2 separate regions of the Homo sapiens genome follow, and region 2 is linked to region 1. The links are chromatin loops, found by intact Hi-C in ENCODE. Cell type or tissue: GM12878. All regions are shown on one strand. Links, peaks and the distances in the headings refer to the core of each region. The heading gives the core; the rest is flanking DNA. Region 1 overlaps ACOXL (acyl-CoA oxidase like). Region 2 overlaps ACOXL (acyl-CoA oxidase like).

Region 1 (4,389 bases), core at 65-4,064:
GCAACCCTGTGGCAGAGGTACTGGAATTATTCCTGTCTCTCTTTTGGGCACCTGGTGGGTGGGAAGGGGGCTGCAATTTGCCCCAGGTGCCTCCTTGACCACTGTCCCCACTGCTCAGCTTCAGAGCAGATGGAGTAGAGCCAGGGGAGGCTGTGAGCCTCCCTGCTCATCCCTCAAATTGCCCTGCCTCCTGCCATGGGAGAGGGTAAAAGGGCCCCCGTTGGGAGGGGCCAGGAGGGGCCCGGGCCTCCCAGAGTGTATCTGTTCAATTGCGTTTTCTACGTCTGTCCAGTAGGGCAGGTTTATATACAGGGAGACAGGCTCTCCAAGAAAACAATGGGGCCACCCCAGGTTTTGAGATGTTCTTGAGGAAGGTCATGCAGCCCTTCCCTCACCAGTGTATGAGGCTGAGGATGAGGCACAGGGTAGCTCTGTGGTCTTGGCATCCACCGTGTGGCATCGGCCAGCCCTAGGGCCCTATCCATGTCCTGGCCCTCTGGGTACAAGACCTGAGGCCCAGAGCACTGTGCTGGGTGGAAAACAGAAAACCCACCCCAGAGCAAGAGCCGGGGAGGATGCCCAGAGGGCAGGTGGGCGCTGCTTGCCTTGGGAGAGAGGGCAGCAAAAGGGAGACCAGCCCCCACCCTCAGCAGCCTGGGGGGCTCTGCAAGGCAGCAGGGGACAACGGAACCGAACAGAATGCTTTTGGGGGGGTGGTGAGGGGCTGCCCCGCTGCAGGGAGAGTGGGCACGACATTTGCGTGCCCCACGTTGGTTGGCATCAGCATGACAAGAAATTGTTTAGTTCTGTGGTTTCAGGCTCACTGCAAAATACGTCTCTCCCACCCCCACCCCAGCCCCTGGTTTCCCTTCCAGCCACACCTGACATCCCTCGGTCAGAGCTGGGCCTAGAGGCTGGAGGGCGAAGCAAGGCAGACAAAGGCAGGTCCCTGGGAAGCGGAATGAGCAGAAAAATTGGAGTTGAGAGGCCCCAAGAGCCCCTCTGCCATTCAGCCTGACCTTGAGCAAACCCATCACTGTCCTCATTAGAAGGCAAGAGAGGACGAGATTAGCATTTCTGCACATGACTCTGGATGGCCTCCTTCAGCACAGGGGAGGGGAGTGGTTGCTAAAATAGTAATAATGGTGCTACCACATGACAGTGCCCACCTCCTCTGGGTGTTGCGAGGGTTTAACAAGTTAGAGCAGAGCAGAGCTCACGGTGGAGGCCGTGAGGGCTGTGCTGCTTGTGTTTTAGAATGATTGGGTTTATTATTCGCATCATTTTCTGAATTTCAGGAGGATTCTTGGGCTCCATCCCGGATCTCGTGAACCAGCATCCCTCGGGGTGGGAGGCAGGAATCTGCCTTTTATGAAACACGTGCTTCAGGCCCCAGAGCCCTGAACTGGGAGGTCGCCGAGGTCTCTCTCTCCTGTGTTATCTGGGAGCGGGATTCTCACTGACCTTGTTCCCTTGTCCTGCCACCGGCAGGATTTTAAGCTGTGATCAGGTGCAGCTCTAAACCCAAGCACTGACACTAGCTTGCCACGTGGCTCCGCTCCGTAACCTGAAGGCAGCCTCTGAGCCGGTCCCTTGTCTGCACGCAGGCCAATGACGCAGCACAGTTAGAGTGAGGCCGACTTCCCACGTGCCTACCTAAGCCAGGATGTACACTTTGTTTCACAGGGACAAAGGATGGCCGTTCATGTGTAAATCTCATAAGTGGAAACTGCCACCTTTGAGAATATTTTTCTTGACTCTTGAAGAGGGAAGGACCGTGGAGAGCATTATTTCAGGGTTCTGTGAGTCACCACACACTTCTGCTTTCTTTATTAAGTGTATTTTTTGGACAAAGAAGAATGCAGCTTTGAACACTGTGTCACCGCAAGCCACACAATTCTAAGACTCTCCTCTTTACGCCTTTGACATGCAAGACCCTTGTAGATATGGGGAGGTGTGGAGCGTGGAGCCCCAGAAGTCACCGACCCAGCAGACAGGCTCAGGCTGTGCACATGGGTGTGGGCTTGGGGCTGTGAGTGTGTGGTCCTGGTGTTTGGGTGCACAAGTGTGCTTTCTGGCTGCATTTTTCTGGCTCGTCTCCTCTGGGAGCCCCTTGCTGCTCACCTCGATCCTATCATTCCAAAGGGAAAGCTACTTTTCTAGCACCCAGGTGGAATTGCATCCTGCAGTGGGCCCAGCTCTGCCTGATCCTGGTGCTGTGGGATTCAGGGAAGGCCGCCTGACCTCTGTGAGCCTTGGGTTCCTCATTTGTCAAATGAGGATTGTAAATTCCACCCTTATGGCACCTAAGTGAAGCTGTTGAAAGGCATTTGTAACCTCTACAATGGATGAGGAGGTTAAGGCACACAGACTCACCTGCAGGTGAGTCCCTGGCTCAAGGACATGCAGGAAAGAAACAGTAGAACCACTTCTGGGGCCCTGGAGTCTGTGTAAATCCACTCTACTGTATTTTATAAAGCACCAGCTGGAATCCTCAAAGAAAAGTGGGGAGCCTGGATGCCTCTGCTTTCAAGGAGACTGGACACATCATCATATCTAGCTTCTTTCCACTGACTGCACGGTACTTTATAAATGTCCCTCTCAAAGTCAGAAGGCTTGGACGCATCCTCTGTGATAGTGTGCCTTGGCCCCAGAACTGTGTTTCTAGAACTTGAAAGCCATCTTGTAATGCTCCATCTTGGAATCTAGACCCAGGCAACTCCAGCGTGGCAGGTTTTTTCTTGAGGAGGGGCACCACAGGATACCCACACCCAGAGAGAGGCAGGCAGAGAAATGAGGTGGGCCAGCCACGGTGCCAGGGAGGGTTCTGGGCTGTGCAGGTAGAGGGAGCTCCCCCGAGGTGCCTGTGGTGTGCCATGCCCAGGGGCCGGGTCAGCAGACTGGGTCAGAGAGGCTGGGGTGCTTCCAGCCCAGGCTGAGGCCCGTCCCTCTGGGAGGGAGGGAGCAGGCTGGGCAGACGGGCCAGGCCTGTTCCAGGAGCCCGTCTGGGGTAGATTGCATCACACTGTGTGCAGCTTGTCACTCCAGCTTGCCCAGGACCCCTGTCTTCTGTGGCTCGTGGCTGACAAGTGCTTCTCCGCAGGCACCGTGGGGCCTCTACAGCCAGGAGTCAGGACAGAGTAATGGCGGCTCGGGGTCAGGTCTCACTATGTGATGGCATGGCGACGAATTTAACACACTGGCACAGACGGGTCGGAATCAATGAAATGATTCTAAAAGTATTTTTGGTCCATTTGTTTATTCTTTCAGCAATGTTTGTTTGAGCGCCCCCTAGGTGCCAAACCCTGCTCTAGGCATTATAGGGATACCATGGTGAACAAAACTGATGAAAATCTCACCTTTGTGGAGCTGACAGTCTAGTGGAGGAAACAGAGAGGAAAAAGATAAATCAATAAAATATGAATTATATCAGTGATATTGAAACTGAGCCTGGTAGGCCGGAGCTTAAGTCTCTCTACTACTCCCCATCCATGCTCTGGTGGCTTATTGCAACCTCCCTGGGCTGTGCCTGGTGGTGGCCCTGTTGCCCCCCATATCACAGAACCTCAGGAGGTGCCCAGTAGGTGACAGCTGAATGAAAGCAGAATGCTCAGGAAAGTTTCCTGTTTGCTGCGAGGGACCCTCCTTCTCCAGCACAGCCAGCAGCAGTGGGTGTGGCTGTCTCACAGTTCCTGCCGTCTTTGAGGCGGCACGCAGAGGGTCGTGCTGGCTGCCTGGGAGCTTCTGCCACCCTCCGCCTCATGGACTATCTTCTGCCTGCCCTCTGCTCTGCAGGCAGCAGGGCGTCTCTAGTCTTGATGCAAGCTGCCCTTGACTCTTCAACAGCCCCGAATCACCAACAGCAGACCAAGCTTCTGCTGCGGCCCGTGTGCTTGCTTTCTAGATGTTTTTAGAAAGATCTGTAACTTCTGTCTTAATTTATGTTGGTTTAACAAGAAATCACATTTCTGTGGGATCTCGCAAATAGGGTTTTGTTCGGTTGTTTTTTCAAACACTGTAGATACAGCTGAAAACAGAACTTAACCCTTTGAACGTAGCCACTGGGTTGATGCAGCTCACAAACCCACAGGATTTCCTTTTCCTACAGAGACTCCGCTCTACTTGGGTCACCACGGAGAGTCCATGTCACCATGTTATCTCAAAGTTACAAAGGTCAGACCCTCTACTGACATTGAGCCTGTGCATTACCGGAAACCCTGGAGACCAGAAAGGCCCACTGGGATGAGATTGGTCACCTGGAGGGTGAAGACAGAGAGGAAGGGAGGGAAGCAGTGCCCGGCTTCACTGCCTGCTGGCGTCTCACCCACTGGTAATAATGACTCTGCACCTGAGGGCCATGATGCGTTGCATCTGGGGAGAGCACTGCAT
Region 2 (4,389 bases), core at 252-4,251, 230 kb after region 1:
TGCATTAATATTGGTTTCCTAGTTTTTACAATGAGCCATAGTTATGGGGAAACTGGGTGAAGGGCAAATGAGAACTCTTGTTATCTTTGAAACTTTTCTGTAAATTTGAAAGTATTCCAAAATAAAAAGTTTACTAAAAAAACAAAAAGTTAGCATAGGGAGATAGCAATCAGCCTAAACTGTTTCTAAATAAATAAAACTTTCCAGAACACCCAGGACTTATACCGACGCTCCAGTCTGATGGAAATTAGAAATGCATATATATACTTAAAAATTATCTCATTTCATTCTCATTAAGACCTTCAAGGAAAGTAAGGCTAATATAATCCCCATTCAACAAATGAGTAAAACTAAGAAAGAGAGACATTAAATGACTGTCGAAGATTCTAGCTGAACACAGAAACCAGAGCTCCGAATCCCAAATGGAGGTGGGTTAAGCTCCAGGCATCACCCATTTGTAGTCCTCCTTGTTCCTTTGGCACACTCTAGGGCACTAGATGCCCTGAGGAGTTCATATGCTTCTCCAAAGCAGGCAAAATCCATCCACATATTCAGAAGGCAGTGCAAGTGCCCAGTTGTTCAACCGAGGCCCCACAAGAGAAGGAGTTGGGTTGAGGTTTATTTTTAAAATTCCAATCCCCCACAGTCCTTCAAATCAGATAACTAATGCCTATTCTTTTGTCTGGAACTTCAGTGTTGTCAGAGCAGGTCCATATTCATTCTTATATCATCCTCACAAGCACCCTTTAGTGTGAACAGCTGTTACTCCCCTGTAGGCACAGAGAAACTGAGGTTGACTTGCTGCTCAGTGAGCAAATAGTAAGCTGGGGCTTCTATGGCAGATTTCGGACTCCACTCCACTGCTGTCCTAGTGTCTCCCTAGCTGGGGAGGAGGATGAGCTGCTCCCCCTTGCTGCCCTCTCTGTGAGACCTTGGCTCGAAGGCCAGTGGTGGTGCCCCCGGGGCTCCATCCTAACAAGGTCTCTAAGTACACAAGATTCCTGTGTCCTGGCCATTAAGCATTTTTGCAGGGGTATGTAGAGAACAATTGTGTTCCTTGTTCTTGGAAAATTTAGTGTCCAGGCATTATCCTGTTTCAGTCTTCATTAACCCAGACATTTGTATTTATTTTGCTTCAGATAATTATCAGCATTAGTGAGTAGCTATCAGCTGAGACTCATTTTAAGGAAGAAAGCCTTTCAAAATGACCCAACAGTTAACAATTGTATATCTCCATTAAAACTGACTTCATTTTGCTTTTTAAAAAATAAAGCAAAGATCTCAGCTTCTTAAAGTGGAGAATTTTAATGCAAATGGCTATTTGACTGATAATCTCTTACTTTATTTTACACCGTGCCTTGAAGTTGACTGAAGTTACAGTAGCCTTATTTTGTTCCCTGAACTCCTGGACACAGCTGTCCTGCTCTGCCAGTGCCTGCCTGCATTGGGACGTATGGAAAAGAACAAGTACTTGTGAACATGTGGTCAGCCCATGCTGAGAAATCAATGCAGGAGGAAGCTTTTCAGTCTACCTGTGTTGAGAGAACCACAGCCCAGCTGTGGGTTGCAGATCAAAAAAGGACCCTATTCAGTGTGGTGAAAATAATACTTAGCAAAATGTTGAATCAGGTTCTATTTCCTGCCATGAGCTCAAATAATGGAATCATGTGAGCATGCAGGTGATGAAGGACCCACAGGGAAGTGAGGCAGGCTGTGTAACCCACGCACAGCAGGGAGGAAGGCCACTCCACCTCCCAGGGAACGTAGTGAATTGCCTGTAAAATTAGCAGTATTGAAAAACCAAAAACTCGTTCACTAAGAGAGAAAATAAATACTGATTGTAACCATGTCCAAGAAATCTGGACACCTCCCCCATATTTGATCATATTTACACCCATAGCTGCTACTCTCACCCACATGTTGCCTTCACGTCCTATTTGAGTCATGACTGTCAACTCTGAGATGCATCGTTTCTGTTGGCACCTTAGTGCACCTGAGGCTTTCTCCATGCCTCTAGGGCTGTTTTCATTTTGGTGTCCCCCTGATTTGCTAGGTGAAGCCCAGATTCACCAGCACAAGCACAAATCCTGTTTTGCACCCTTGCTGGGAAGTGGACACAGGAGCAGTTGCATCAGCCAGCAGCCTTCGTCTGCCCTACTGAAAGGAGCCATTCGTTTCCTCCCTGAGTGAGGGAGAGCTGCTCAGGAGCCCAGCTGCAATAAGGAGGCCAAGGAGGGCCTGCTGATGACATGTGATTGAGATTCTGACTGTATCTGCTCAAGTCTAAAATGACCACTAGGGTTGGGTTTTAGTTTCAGTTCAGTCAATCAAACCGTTGAATCATAGAGGAAGAAGAGCATTCAAGCCTGTTGATTGATGAGTCATTCAAGTAGTTCTGAGTAGACATTGCCAATGGCATCTTGCTTTATTCTCAGGAGATGTGGCTTGGAGGAAGAATGCGCAGAAGTGTGGTAGACACCAGGCCCCCAAGCCAGGATGCTGCTTGGCTCCTTTGAACGTAGAAGATGGATTACACTCGTTTACTATTTTAATCTAAGCATAAAGTATAAATGCAGTCACTGCTTAGTGTCACAAAGGCTTGTGATTAAAGAACACACAAAAAAAAATTAGGAGAGAGTTCTAAGCTGGAAAGATGGTGCTGGGATATAGCCCTTCTCAAATCTGAACTTCAAGAAAAACAGATAGCCCACACCCATACCCGCCGGGCTTAGAAACAGTACATGTGCCCTGAACTTCCTACAAATGCGGTGTTGGTTGTTTTCCATGCCACATTGAATGTTTCTTTTTAATGAACACTCAGATTTCCCATCCTTCTATTTCTCATTCCCCAGACCACCTGGATCAAGAGACACATTCAGACGCTAGAATTGAATGTAACATGAACTAAGGTTTAGGCACAGCATATTGAAAGCATTCATTGGAGTGGGGAAGAGAGATGGGGTTTCTCGGTCACTCACCTCCTACCCATAGACTTCTGTTTTTCTCTGTAATGAATTTGAGGGAAAAAAAAAAAAAACTGTTTCCCTCACCTCCACTCCATTCACCCCACCCACCCCATCCAGTAAGGCCCATCTGATTTGGCTTCAAGGCAGTGAGAACCCCTGGCTGTGTCATCCTGACTGAAGCTGGCATGAGGTGTAAGCACAGGGACCTACTCTGCCAGGGTGGGAAGGGACAGCCCCTGGCTGTGGTCAGTGAGTTGAGGATGTTATTGAAATGACATTGAAATGGAGTGATCATACCGGAAATGCAACTGGGAGTCACATTTTTAAATCCTCTTTGATTTGAAAGCATCCCCAGAACTGGTTTTAACCTAGCTTCACATCTGTAGGACTCCTGGTTCACCACCTCTTGGAGACAGCAGGGACCAACTAGAATGTGGGTGTCTCCTGTTCCACCTTCTCCTCCCAGTGCAAAAGACTCTAAAACAGGGAAATAGGGAAAATATGAGTACAAACAGTGTCCTGCTAAGAGACGAGAAAATCTCTCTTTTCCCTTCCCCCTTCCATCTGCTCCTGACCTTGCATGCTCCTCAGTGGTATAAAATACATTGCTGAACCTATAAATGCAGACCATTCAAGTCAGGTTAAGAAAATCTAAATGGGATTTGGTTTCTTCAGTTTGGCCAGTAAAAGGGACCCTGAGGTCACCCTGCTGCAATCCCTGTTTCCTCATGGCAGCCACCTGGTCCACTCTCATGCTATGCCTCACAGTACAGCTTTGTGTATCTGGAGACTGAGCTGGGATCATTCTATTTTCTTCATTCAAGGGTAACTAATAAGCACAAGAGAGGGCAAATTGTTTTGCTGAGCTCCAGCCTCTGAGTTTCTCTGGCAGCTGCATTGTCCTGGTCTCCTTGGGGAGATGCTTAAAGTGCTGGGAAATTGGGTGCCCTTCTCCGTGAGTGTCTTTGGGTTCATACCCTCGGTCCAGGATGCACAGTGAGAATTTCTGACTGGTGAAACTTGTACCTAAGAATAGCCATGTTGCACAAAAAAAAAAGACCTCTCAGGAGATGAGACTCATCTGAGTCCAATCAGACTCCAGTAATGCAGTTAAGGATAGTGGATTTTATTATGATTCCAGGGAATTTAAATAAATTACTGAACTTGAAACAGAAATGACCCCAGTATATCCATTTTTGTATAAATTGATATTCTAGCTAGAAATCAATAATTTTTATAGTGTAAAATGTGTTTGTAGTTGCTTTTCTTTTTTCTGATGGTAAGTTACCTTTTCCCTTTGATTTTACAGACGAGACATTGCTGTGGCCTGTTCCATTTCACTTCTCTTCCCTTCTCTGGGGGACTCAAAGTGTTTGGTACTTAGTAACCATTAAAAGATAGCACATAGGGGCCAAGCGCTGTG

What was found. Peaks named below come from ENCODE experiments on the same cell type or tissue, not always from the same donor. Only the 100,000 strongest peaks of a DNase experiment are listed, where the experiment ranks them.
Region 2: it touches region 1 in a loop (2.8-fold over the local background); 1 of 110 quality-filtered maps calls a loop at or near these places.

The regions. Positions count from the first base shown.
Region 1 is chr2:110,873,505-110,877,893 of GRCh38, forward strand. The region is part of intron 10 of ACOXL (acyl-CoA oxidase like); the gene reads left to right. Among named protein-coding and RNA genes, the nearest start is that of ACOXL, 140 kb to the left of the region's middle. RefSeq lists enhancers at 547-1,170, 1,723-1,772, 3,337-4,201. In GM12878, for the core only: no CTCF peak of the experiment used is centred there; a DNase peak (open chromatin) is centred at 1,797; H3K27ac peaks cover 483 bases.
Region 2 is chr2:111,098,634-111,103,022 of GRCh38, forward strand. The region is part of intron 17 of ACOXL (acyl-CoA oxidase like); the gene reads left to right. ACOXL-AS1 (ACOXL antisense RNA 1) reads right to left here. Exons shown (of 4, transcript NR_122074.1): 3 at 3,264-3,443; 4 at 1-2,510. Among named protein-coding and RNA genes, the nearest start is that of ACOXL-AS1, 15 kb to the right of the region's middle. RefSeq lists an enhancer at 2,470-2,519. In GM12878, for the core only: a CTCF peak has its summit at 2,278; a DNase peak (open chromatin) is centred at 2,318.